Linked DNA regions of Homo sapiens: all the other regions are linked to region 1. Evidence: chromatin contacts called from ENCODE Hi-C or POLR2A ChIA-PET data. All regions are on one chromosome and are shown on one strand. Each heading gives the region's core, a stretch centred on a gene start or an enhancer-like site at or near the end of the contact. The rest is flanking DNA. Distances are from core to core; before and after follow the strand shown. Region 1 overlaps LOC112267968. Region 2 overlaps SYTL3 (synaptotagmin like 3). Region 3 overlaps EZR (ezrin).

Evidence for each region. Hi-C counts contacts between places; a loop is a spot of excess contacts on that map. ChIA-PET counts read pairs that join two places held with the same protein, here RNA polymerase II (POLR2A). Pooled maps may share reads with other maps.
Region 2: a map of left cardiac atrium shows a loop between it and region 1 (2.9-fold over the local background). The contact joins two enhancer-like sites. A Hi-C loop is called at or near these places in 5 of 168 maps with a recorded cell type or tissue (B cell, heart left ventricle, left cardiac atrium and 2 more), 31 of 37 single-sample maps with no recorded cell type and 18 of 50 pooled maps. POLR2A ChIA-PET finds 5 or more read pairs at or near these places in 5 of 52 experiments (B cell, Panc1, activated B cell and 2 more).
Region 3: a map of HCT116 shows a loop between it and region 1 (2.9-fold over the local background). The contact joins two enhancer-like sites. A Hi-C loop is called at or near these places in 1 of 168 maps with a recorded cell type or tissue (HCT116) and 1 of 50 pooled maps. POLR2A ChIA-PET finds 5 or more read pairs at or near these places in 1 of 52 experiments (activated T-cell).

What each region holds. Positions count from the first base shown.
Region 1 is chr6:159,108,303-159,112,134 of GRCh38, reverse strand. The region is part of intron 1 of LOC112267968; the gene reads left to right. LOC124901449 reads right to left here. Exons shown (of 5, transcript XR_007059837.1): 3 at 1,910-2,820. Among named protein-coding and RNA genes, the nearest start is that of FNDC1, 59 kb to the left of the region's middle. Within about 2 kb of position 1,979, at least 2 of the 41 ENCODE cell types and tissues checked have a DNase peak (open chromatin) inside an H3K27ac peak, as active enhancers do.
Region 2 is chr6:158,719,136-158,722,967 of GRCh38, reverse strand. All of the region lies in intron 10 of SYTL3 (synaptotagmin like 3), which reads right to left. Among named protein-coding and RNA genes, the nearest start is that of MIR3918, 44 kb to the left of the region's middle. RefSeq lists enhancers at 1,855-1,954, 2,025-2,074, 1,707-2,906. Within about 2 kb of position 1,832, at least 3 of the 41 ENCODE cell types and tissues checked have a DNase peak (open chromatin) inside an H3K27ac peak, as active enhancers do.
Region 3 is chr6:158,768,432-158,772,263 of GRCh38, reverse strand. EZR (ezrin) reads left to right here. Exons shown (of 14, transcript NM_001111077.2): 9 at 857-1,020; 10 at 1,370-1,500; 11 at 2,320-2,480; 12 at 2,846-2,938. Among named protein-coding and RNA genes, the nearest start is that of MIR3918, 5.6 kb to the right of the region's middle. RefSeq lists a silencer at 603-809. Within about 2 kb of position 2,196, at least 7 of the 41 ENCODE cell types and tissues checked have a DNase peak (open chromatin) inside an H3K27ac peak, as active enhancers do.

The sequences.
Region 1 (3,832 bases), core at 730-3,229:
AGTAGTGTATAGTAGTGTGCAGTAGCCTATGGTAGTGTACGGTAGTGTGCAGTAGTGTGCAGTAGTCTATAGTAGCGTACAGTAGTGTGCAGTAGCCTACGGTAGTGTACGGTAGTGTGCAGTAGTCTACAGTAGCATACAGTAGTGTATAGTAGTGTGCAGTAGCCTACAGTAGTGTATGGTAGTGTGCAGTAGTGTGCAGTAGTCTATAGTAGTGTACGGTAGTGTACAGTAGTGTGCAGTAGCCTACAGTAGTGCACGGTAGTGTGCAGTAGTCTACAGTAGTGTATGGTAGTGTACAGTAGTGTGCAGTAGTGCCCTAGGCCTTCCCAGTCACTCCCTGCTCACTCACTGGCTCACTCAGAGCCACTTCCAGACCTGCAAGCTCCATGTTAAGTGTCCTATGCAGGTGAACCATTTTTAATCTTTTCTACTGTATTTTGACTGTACCTTGTCCATATAGGTACAAATACAATTGCATTACAATTGCCCACAGTATTCGGTACAGTCACATGTTGTACAGGTTTGTAGCCTAGGAGCAATGGGTCTACCATATAGCCTAGGTGTGAAGTGGTCTGGCCCATCTAGATTTGTGCAAGTATACTCTGTGGTGTCTGCACAATGACAAAAGTCACCTAAAGACACATTTCTCAGAATGTATCCCTGTTTTTGAGTGATTCATGGCTGTATATACAATTTAGTTGGGGCCTTCTTCATATCCAAGCCCTTGTCTCACCTGGTGTTTAATGTTGAAATACCAGCCCTGGTGGCAGGGAGTGGAAGGAGGTTTGCAGACAGGTAAGCTGTTCAGACTGGGCAGGCACTGGCAGGTGTATGGATGTTCTATTTACTGCACTCTTTGAGAGTCTTTGCAAATGTTACCTGACATGTAAGTACACTGCCTTTCCCTAAAGCTGGTCCTGCTCACAATTTTGTTTGCACCAACAAATGTATCTATTGTTTTCTGGACCCTCCTTCCTGATCCAAAACTTTCACTATATGTAATATAATTTTAAATCCCTAACTCCTTAGAGGTCTGGCCCATCCTTAGGTTTAGTCTTCCCTAATTGCCCTCACTTAAGCTGCAAGCAGCCTCAATCCTCAATTGGCCTCCCAAGCACCACTCTGCTTTCCTGCCTCACTGCCTCTGCCAGCACTACACCCTCCACCAAAACACACCTTCCCTTGCCCCTCCCAACCATCTCCACCATCAGCCCAGCTCAAAAGTCACCCTTCCAGGAAGTCCTCTAAGATCTGCACTATGGCCTCTGCCTTATGTTTCCATAGCATTAATAGCATTCTTCTAGAACATTCTCTCTTGTAGTATGATTATTTCTATACATGTCTTATCACTGACACCACACTGTGAGTTAATTTAACTTTGTTATTTGTAACAGTCTCTTTCATTTTTATAGTATCCTGCCAGGAACTTACAGATAGTAAGTATTTAAATTTTGTTGAGTCAAATGATGTGCACCCTTCAAAATGATTGAGTTTTAACATTAACTCTTTAAATCACCAGGATCACCATGTTACAATTTATATCAGTAAGAACTCCTAGAACTCTAGAATCTAGACAGGCAGTCGAATGCTAAAAGTCAGTGCTGTGACAGCAGGCACACTCTGCCTTTCCCTAAAGCTGGTCCTTCTCACAATTTTGTTTGCAACAACAAACATGTGTATTGCCTTCCCTGATCCTGGGAATCTTAGGCACATTTTTAGCCTCTCCGTGTTTCAGTTTCCTCATGGATTAAAAAAGGACAACAACAGTACTGACCTCATAGGATTGCTATGAGGAGAAAATGAGTTAGCCTTTGTAAGTCTGTAGGAAAGTGCCTAGCATGTAGGAAACACCCAGTAAATATTAGCTGGAATTCCACCTCAACACCAGCTCCCCACAGGCTCTTACCCTGCAGAGGTCTGGAAAACGGCCAATTAGATGCTGTAGTTACCAGCTCTCACCAGTAGGAGACACACAATCGCCACAGCTGTGATCATTTCCCTTCAAGATGGAGCCCAGGGATGGAGAATTCAGTTTGGGAATGGAGGCAAAGGTGCTTTTATAAATATCAAGAAAATCTTGGGATCTGAAGATCACACATGGCCCTCTGCAAGAGGTTGCACGGCGAGGACATTTGGCAAGTTCCACTGTACCTCTTTCTCTACCCAGCACCTGCTTAGAAAGGGCAAAGGTTGTGGCAGTAGCAGGGAGGTGTGGGATGGCCCCCAAGAAGGGTGGACACAGAGACCCGGGAAGGAGGAACTGGATCTGTAGCCAGCAATGCATATATTTAATTTTATTCCATGATTTCTTCCAGGATTAGCTAACTCTATCCACCCATCCTGGCTTATGTGGTCACCTCCTGAACATGGGGTCCAGTCCACATGAAATCACCCTCCTATCAGCTTGTTCCTCCATTCCTTCTTCCAGCCAGATTGTTACTCTATGCCCTGGGACCTGAGCATGCCTGGCCCATTCCCAAGCCTGCCCTGGGCTTCCTGGTATTTCTACTTCCAGCTCATACCTCACTTCCTCCAAGAAGCTTTCCCTGACCTCTCTAGTCCAGCAAGTTCCTCCTCCACCGAGCCTCTCCCACTGGCCTTTCCACAGTTAGGCACTTTCTCCAATGCTGCCTGTTGGGTCACTTGCCTTTTCATGTAGCACCATGAGGACAGGGACACTCCTTGTCTGTACCTTTTCATGTAGCACCATGAGGACAGGGACACTCCTTGTCTGTACCTCCTCAGGAGTCTGCAAAGGGTTCTGCATGGAATCTGGGCGATGTTGACTGCAGAAAGACTGGACAAGTGCCAGGTAATCTGTAGGTGTGCAAGAATGAATGGAAAAATTTTAAATATCCACTATAGACAGAGGGAAAAAAAAATCCTATTTGAAATGTTACCTTGCCCCTAGGTTTGAATTTAAGAGGTATTTTCTCCAATTTGATCATCAAAATATGACAAGTGAATGCTGTTGCTATGAAGTCTTATGAAGATCTTGCATGTTATCCAGGCCTCGGGTTCCCTCTTCTCTCTCTAACAAAATATAGTTTAAAATTTTCACTTGTGGGCTGGGCGCAGTGGCTGACACTGGTAATCCTAGCACTTAGGGAGGCCAAGGTGGGCAGATCGCTTGAGCCTAGGAGTTCAAAATCAGCCTGGGAAACATGGCAAAACTCCATTTATTTAAAAAAAAAAAAATTAGCCTGGCATGTTAGCGTGTGCCTGTACTCCCAACTACTCCAGAGGCAGAGACAGGAGGATCGCTTGAGCCAGGGAGGTCGAGGCTGCAGTGAGCCTTGATTGCGCCACTGCACTCCAGCCTAGGAGACAGAAGGAGACCCTGTCTCAAAATAAGAAAATCACTTGTAATTTTGCTTATTTAGTATTTGGTGAATGAACTCATTAGAAGTCACATTATCAGCCACCGACTCCGGTCAGCCGTGGGCTGGGAGAGAAAGGGAGAGCAGAGCAGATGCAGCTCCCGCCCTCCTGGAACATGACATCATCTAATTTGTTCATTCAACAGAAACTTCGCACACACTTACAAAGCACCCCGCTCTGTTCTAGGTGGGCTCTGGGGATAGAAAACTGAGTAAGAGAATGTGGTCCCTGTCCTTAGGCACACATTATCCATTGGAGAAAACAGCTGAACCAGGCACAAGTCACTAAGTTCCCAGTTTCTCAGAGGGTTTGATGAAGGTGTTAGATATACAGAATCACTCTAATACTATGTCTGAAAAAAAAAATACTTCCCATTAAAGAGCAAGGTTGTAGGAACATTTTGAGGGCAGGAAAGGAAGAGCAACTCTTCACTCTACGCTCAAAAAAA
Region 2 (3,832 bases), core at 583-3,082, 390 kb after region 1:
ATGGAGAAACCCTGTCTCTACTAAAAATACAAAAATTAGCTGGGTGTGGTGGCAGGCGCCTGTAGTCCTAGCTACTCAGGAGGCTGAGACAGGAGAATGGCTTGAACCTGGGAGGCGGAGGTTGCAGTGAGCCCAGACTGTTCGCTCGCTGTCTGGGTGACAGAGCGAGACTCCATCTTAAAAAAAAAAAAAAAAAAAAAAAAAACAGAAAAGAGAGAAAATCTTTTTCCTCCACCTCTGTCCTCAGTTCCCCTCCCCAGAGATAGCCCCTCCTGACGGTTTTTAGGCATCCTTCCTGTTTAACAGGTGCATGTTTTTATGGCCAATATAGGTCAATACTGTACATTCATAACATATACAATAAAATCCCAGTGGAATGCACAGAAGAGGAGAGGTAAGAATTCACTTCTTGAAGAATTCTGGCCCAGATGCTTAAGTCAGCATTTTTGAAGGGGTGTTTTCAGAACATGTGGTTCAAACTTAACAGAGAAGTGGTGTGGAAAAGATCCTGAGCTGTTTTCTCAGTTAACATCCCCGAGTCACCGCGTGATTTTAAGGTGGGAGGATCACTTGAGCCCAGGAATTCAAGACCAGTCTGGGCAACATGGTAAAACCCTATCTCTAGAAAAAATACAAAAATTAGCTGGGCAGAGTGGTGTACTCCTGTAGTCCCAGCTACTCGGGGGTGCTGAAGTGGGAGGATCACCTGAGCCCAGGAGGTAGAAGCTACAATGAGCTGTGTTTGCACCACTACACTCCAGCCTGGGTGACAAAGTAAGACCCTGTCTCAAAAAAACAAACAAACAAACAAACAAACAAAAAAAGAAAGTTATCTACTACTTCTGTGCCTCAGTGTAGCCACTTGCAAGGTGGGCACCAGCATCCTCTACTTCCAAAGCAGGGCCACCGTGTTCTATAATTAATATTGATGAAATATTAATAATCTGATGAAAATGAGAGGAATTTTGGTGAGCTCCCCAGCTAAGGCATGTGTAATTGCAGTCTGATGAATGTTCTATTTAAAGACGTACTCCTGGACCAGGCGCAGCGGCTCACACCTGTAATCCCAGCACTTTGGGAGGCTAAGGCAGGCATCCGATTGAGCTCAGGAGTTTGAGACTACCCTAGGCAACACAGCAAAACCCCATTTCTACTAAAAATCCAAAAATTAGCCAGGTGTGGTGGTGCATGCCTGTAATCCTATCCACTCAAGAGGCTGAGGCATGAGAATCACTTGAACTGGGGAGGGAGAGGTTGCAGTGAGCCAAGATTGTGCCATCGTACTCCAGCCTGGGCAACAGAATGAGACTCTGTCTCAAAAATAAATAAAAATAAATAAATAGAAGTGTACTCCTTATATTTCAACCCAATAGTTATTTAGCATTTATAGATCATACTATCATTGCTGAGTACTTTATAAACATTTGGCTAAATTGTCCCTTATAACAGCCATATCTGGCTGGGCGTGGTGGCTCACACCTGTAATCCTAGCACTTTGGGAGGCCTAGGTGGGAGGATTGCTTGAGCCCAGGAGTTTGAGACCAGCCTGGGCAACATCTCTACTAAAAATAAAAATTAAAAAAAATCAGCCAGGCATGGTGCCATATCCCTGTAGTCCCAGCTACTTGGGAGGCTGAGGTGGGAGGATCACTTAAGCCTTCGAGATCGAGACTACAGTGACCCACGATATCACCACTGCACTCCAGCCTGGGCAAGACAGCGAGACTTGGTCTCAAAATGAAACAAAGAAACCAACCCAGCCACAACCTCAATTAAGGTGGGGAGAGAGAAGGCCTGCAGAAAGTTGGAAGCGTTCCTGCCAAGAGCATGGCTGAGAAGTGGACACACGCATAACAATGTCTACTTGGATTGGCTCTCTCCCCACTGTCTCCCCACCGTCTCCCCTGCACCCCACCACTTCTATCCCTGAGCTCCCTTAGCCCTTCAGACAACCCTGGCCAGGCTCTGGGCCATGTGCACATGCAGCAGGGGAGGGGGCGTGCCGAGGACCCACGGGCCATCCTCATGCAGAACGCCACAAGCCCAGCCTGTGGTGCGTGGGATGAGCCACCACACAGCACATCACGGTGCAAATGGGAAATGCGTCTCACCTCTGGGGCGTGGACAGGGTGTGGTTGGTCTCTGGAGCAGGCTTCACCTAGCTCTTGGTCATCTCTTTGCCCCAGTGTCCCTGTCTTTAGTAGGGACAGGAACAGTACCAACTTCATAGGGCTGTCTTAAGGATTACAAAGGCTAAATACCTCTGAAGGGCATTACGCTGAGAACAATGCCAGGCATCTGGTTAACCCCAAGTCAGTGTTAGCCTCTGAGTGGTTTCCTGTGACTCAAGCAAGTAAGATAATTACTCATGCTTCCACACGCCCCTTCCTGAACCCTCTTTCTTCAGCGGTCCTCATTTGTCCTTCTTATGGGAACATAGAGTTTAGAATTCAGAGTCAAATCCCAGGTCTGCTCCTGGCTCCATCTCTCATTCACTATGTGACATTAGGCACGTTGGTCAACCTCTCACTAAAACTCAGGCTTTTTTTTTTTTTTTTTTTGAGACAAAGTTTCACTCTTGTCACCCAGGCTGGAGCGTATAACAGTACGATCCCGGCTTACTGCAATCTCTGCCTCCTAGGTTCAAGCAAAGATTCTCCTGCCTCGGCCTCCTGAGTAGTTGGGATTACAGGCACCCGCCATGAGCCTGGCTAATTTGTGTATTTTTAGTAGAGACGGGGTTTTACCATGTTGGCTAGGCTGCTCTCGAACGCCTGAACTCAGGTGATCCACCCACTTCAGCCTCCCAGAGTGCTGGGATTACAGGCATGAGCCATGGTGCCCGGCCAATTTTTAAAATTTTTAATTTATTATTATTTGAGACAGGGTTTCACTCTGTCACCCAGGCTGGAGTGCAGTGGTGCAACCATGGCTCACTGCAGCCTTGACCTCCTGGGCTCAAGCGATCCTCCCACCTCAGTCTCCCTAGTAGCTGGGATTATAGACATGTGACACCACACCCGGCTAATATTTGTATTTTTGTAGAGACAGGGTTTTCTCATGTTGCCCAGGCTGGTCTCCAACTCCTTGGCTCAAGCAATCTGCCCACCTCGGCTTCCCAAAGTGCTGGGATTACCGGCATGAGCCACCAGGCTCGGCCGATCTTTATCATGGGAGTAACAATGTCTACCACGGTATTTTTGTGAGAATTAAATGTGATGAAGTAGGTAAGAAGCAATGCTGCCACCACGTGTGGCACACAGGGCTTCATATGGTTGCTAACCCTCCCCTCCACCTGTTTCACTAGAAGGAGTGATCCCCGGAGGGAGTTCGGAGGGAGCTTCTGTAGACCCCGGGAAGCTGACAGGAGCTGACACTTGTGTTATAGAATTTCAAACACCTGCCAAATACATTTCAAACTGTCTAGACACCTCGCTCCTGAAGTGTGGTCTGAGAACTTCACAGCATAGACTTCGCCAGATCCCAGGAGTTCACCAAAAATGCATCTGCGGTTCCTCATCTCACGTCCACCCCGCAGCTACTGATTTGGAATCTGCATTTTAAGAGCCCCAGTGACCCCCTATACTCATAAGAGCTGGGAATCACTGCCTCAGAGTTCAGTCCTCTTTTGGCTATACAACCTTTGGCAGGTGACTTAATCTAAACCTCCATTTCTTTACATGTAAAATGAGGCTGCATGCAATACCTACCCTAGATGGTGGTTATGAAGATAAAATGAGATAGCCTAGTTAAGCTATTAGTACAGAGTCCAGCACATCATAGTCAATGCTGGCAATTTAGATAAAATATTTAGATGACTTAGATAGCAAAT
Region 3 (3,832 bases), core at 947-3,446, 340 kb after region 1:
AGGTACTGCACACCTCAAATACCCTGGGAAGATAAGAGATGAGTGAATGTGTGGCCCCTGCCCTTGGGAGCTGATGGCCTCATAGGAGTGAGATGCTGAAAGGAGTCACTGGAGTGAAGTGACAGTGCCACTGCGGCGAGTACCTGTAGCTGGTGTGGCAGGAGCAGGGCTGGATAGCTTTGAGGAGAGAGAACCGAGTGCACAGCGGAGGCTGGGCCCAGAGCTGGAAGGTCTCTGTGTGGGTTGGGCCCAGGCCCTGGAGCTCATCCTGGAGCTCCCAGGCTGGCAGTGATGGGTCGGGGTGGTGACCCAGTCAGTGTAGCAATAACAGTGTGGGAGGGGAGGCTGTGGCAGAGGAGACAGGAAGCCCAAATAGCAGCAGAGGCAGTCCAGGCAAGCATCGGGGATGGGGAGCAGCAGTGAGGCTGGAGAGGACATCATGAAAGGTGGCTACCTGGAAGAGCAGGCAGCTCTGAGACTTGAAAGGTTTCCCAAGGCTGAGAGTTCTCACCTTGGAAAAGCTTTGCAGTTAACGTGCAGTGGCATTTCAGTGTGCATGCAGGATGTCCCTACCCACACACAACTGCACACACACGCGGCACCTGCCCTTCCTCCACCCGTCCCAGAGAATGCACTTTCCCAGTGCTACATACCCACACATAACCGCACACACACGCGGCACGTGCCCTTCCTCCATCTGTCCTGGAGAATGCACATTCCTAGTGCCGAGATGCTGCCATCCCTGTTCTGCTACATTTGTTCTTTTAGAAAAGTTCTGGACCTTTGTGAAGGATGGTTTGGAGAAGAAAACCAAACGAAGGAGCTTGAGTCCAGGTGGCCCTGTTCTGTTTTGTAGGACTTTGTGTTTTATGCCCCACGTCTGAGAATCAACAAGCGGATCCTGCAGCTCTGCATGGGCAACCATGAGTTGTATATGCGCCGCAGGAAGCCTGACACCATCGAGGTGCAGCAGATGAAGGCCCAGGCCCGGGAGGAGAAGCATCAGAAGCAGCTGGAGCGGTGAGCGCGTGAGGCCAGAGTGGGGGGGGCCTGTGTTCTCCCAACTCAGCCACTGGCAGCCAGTGCCTGTCAGGTGACTGTGGAGCTGATGGGGAGAGTGTGGTGGAATGGAACCCAGTCACCACGCTGGGATCTTCGAGGCCTTTGTCTCTGGGCGGTTGCTGTGGTGCTGAGCCTGTTGTCAGCCCTGGAGCGGCTGCTCCGTCAGGCAGCTCAGGCTGGCAGCAGGCTAGGGTGGCCCTCAGGATACCAAGTCCATCCTGGAGCTTCAAGTACCCGTGAAGTGTGTTGACCCCTCACTTTCCTGCCAGAGTCTAAATCTCCCTGTGCCTCTTTTTCCCTGCACCAGGCAACAGCTGGAAACAGAGAAGAAAAGGAGAGAAACCGTGGAGAGAGAGAAAGAGCAGATGATGCGCGAGAAGGAGGAGTTGATGCTGCGGCTGCAGGACTATGAGGAGAAGACAAAGAAGGCAGAGAGAGGTCAGGCGCCCTGGGGCTGGCACTCTACACTGGGTCATGCATTTCCACAGAGTAGCAGGGGCCACACCCACCCACCCACTCACCAGGAAGGAAACCAAGAACGTGTCCCACAGCGCAGACTCACAGCCGAAATGATAAAATGGTTATTTGGTTTGGAAAACAGTTCTGTACTTATTTAACTTTGATGCTAGTTGTTCTAAGACTTTGTATTTTAAAATTTCCCTAGTCTTTTGCGGTAAGTGCTCAATCACCCAGTTTCCCCGATGAGGACAGTAAGGTTTGGTGCGGTACAGTGATTTGCCCACAGTCCCCCAGCCCATGACTGACAGGGCCATGCTGCACTGCCCTCGACCTCTAGACTAAAACCCAAAGGCGTGTTCAGAGCCAGACTTCCCAGCACAGCTCCAGTCAACAACCCCAGCAGCTGGGCCGATTACACAAGGCGCCACAGATGCTGTATTCACTGGCAGCCCTTACAGCACACATGGGAAGGGTGTTCTGTGTTCTGAGTGGAGTGTGGACCACCAGCACAGCGGGCGGCTGACCTGGGGAGAGTAGCGCCAAGAGGGTTGAGTCAGGCATGCCAGAGAGAGGGCGCCTGGCTGGCGTTGGACGGGTTTCTAGCCATCTTGAGGAAGTTGTCATGGATACAGCAGCAATGAGCTCTGTGAAGTGCTTTCCTCCAGGGTCACTGGAAGACATCCCCTCAACCTGTGACTTGGTCTAGGGCTCTGTGGCTTTGGGGGTGGGAATGGAAAGCGAGGGCTCCTAGGTCCCTGGGCTGAGGGTTTGAATGGCTCTGGCTTTGTGTCTTTGCAGAGCTCTCGGAGCAGATTCAGAGGGCCCTGCAGCTGGAGGAGGAGAGGAAGCGGGCACAGGAGGAGGCCGAGCGCCTAGAGGCTGACCGTATGGCTGCACTGCGGGCTAAGGAGGAGCTGGAGAGACAGGCGGTGGATCAGATAAAGAGCCAGGAGCAGCTGGTAGGAATGGCCTGAGTTTCAAGATGCTGAATTATAGAGAGGCTGCTTCTGAGGATGGAAAATGTGACACCTGCCTTGTAATAATTGTCATGACTGGAAGCTGTAAACTGATCTGCTGGGGGGCTGAAGGCAGCTGGTGGGGAAGGGGCTGGGCTGTTGCCAGGGTCACCCATTGAAGGTGGGTGTGGGCATCCAGGAAGAGATGCCGGGGGTGCACAATGGACCCTGCTGGCCATGGAGTGGGGGTGGCGGGGACTCAGGTGTCACGTTGGAGACTGCTTGCCAACACACATGAACACTCATTCACAACTGGACTCCGTTGAAAGGATATCAGAACTGACGTGAGCTTGGCATTCCCTTCCCAGGCTGCGGAGCTTGCAGAATACACTGCCAAGATTGCCCTCCTGGAAGAGGCGCGGAGGCGCAAGGAGGATGAAGTTGAAGAGTGGCAGCACAGGGTGAGTCTGCACGGGGGACACCTCCGCACGGCCACAGCACCTGTTGCCCAATTGCCTGCGGTGGGGCCCTTCTGCAGGTGGGTGGGTTGGGGGAGAGGTCTGGCTCAAGCTGCCACATCCCACTGGAAGCTTCTGGGATGTCTCATGATCCTCTGCCAATACCAGCTGTACTACTGAAGTAGACATCCCCAAAGAGATGGGTTTGACTTTGTACACGAGTCAGTGCAGCTGCTGGATTCATAGAGGGAGGACCTCTGATTGACTTTCACCCACTTTGCTCCCTCCACCCCGAACTGTTCAGTGCTGATCTGACAGCCCCCGGTCAGGAACTGGTTTTAAATCTAATTATATATGTGCCCCTTGCAATGGGGTCGCAGTGCCTGAAACACGACCTCCTGCAGCTAGTATATACAGCGGGCACCATGGAAAGATCCAGCTCCTTGGACGTCTCCAGGCTGGAGTGAGAGCTGGGCTCTGCTGCTCATCAGCTATTTGGGGGCTAGTAGCATCACTTCTTCAAGCCTCATTTTCCTCATTGTAGAATGGGGGCAATACCCAACTCATAAGGTTGCTCTGCAGATGCGAGGTCCCATGCCCAGGACCTAGCACAGAGGTTTAGTCAGCTGTAGCTCTCATTGTGGGACGCACACAGAGCTTGTCGCTCCGTCTGGGATCCCCTGTGCCCTCCAGGAAGGCACAGCCCCTGAGAAGCTCTGGGGATGGTTCCCACTGGAGACTGCACACCAGGCTTTAAGCAGCTCCTCTCCTTCACAGACCCGCTGGCCCGTCCTTCCCCCACTGTGGCTTCTCCATCTGTGGAGGTGCCTTCTGGGGACGTGTCTCCCGGCTCTCCAGGGCTGCTGCTGCCTAGTACCTCCTTGCCTCTGTTCCAGC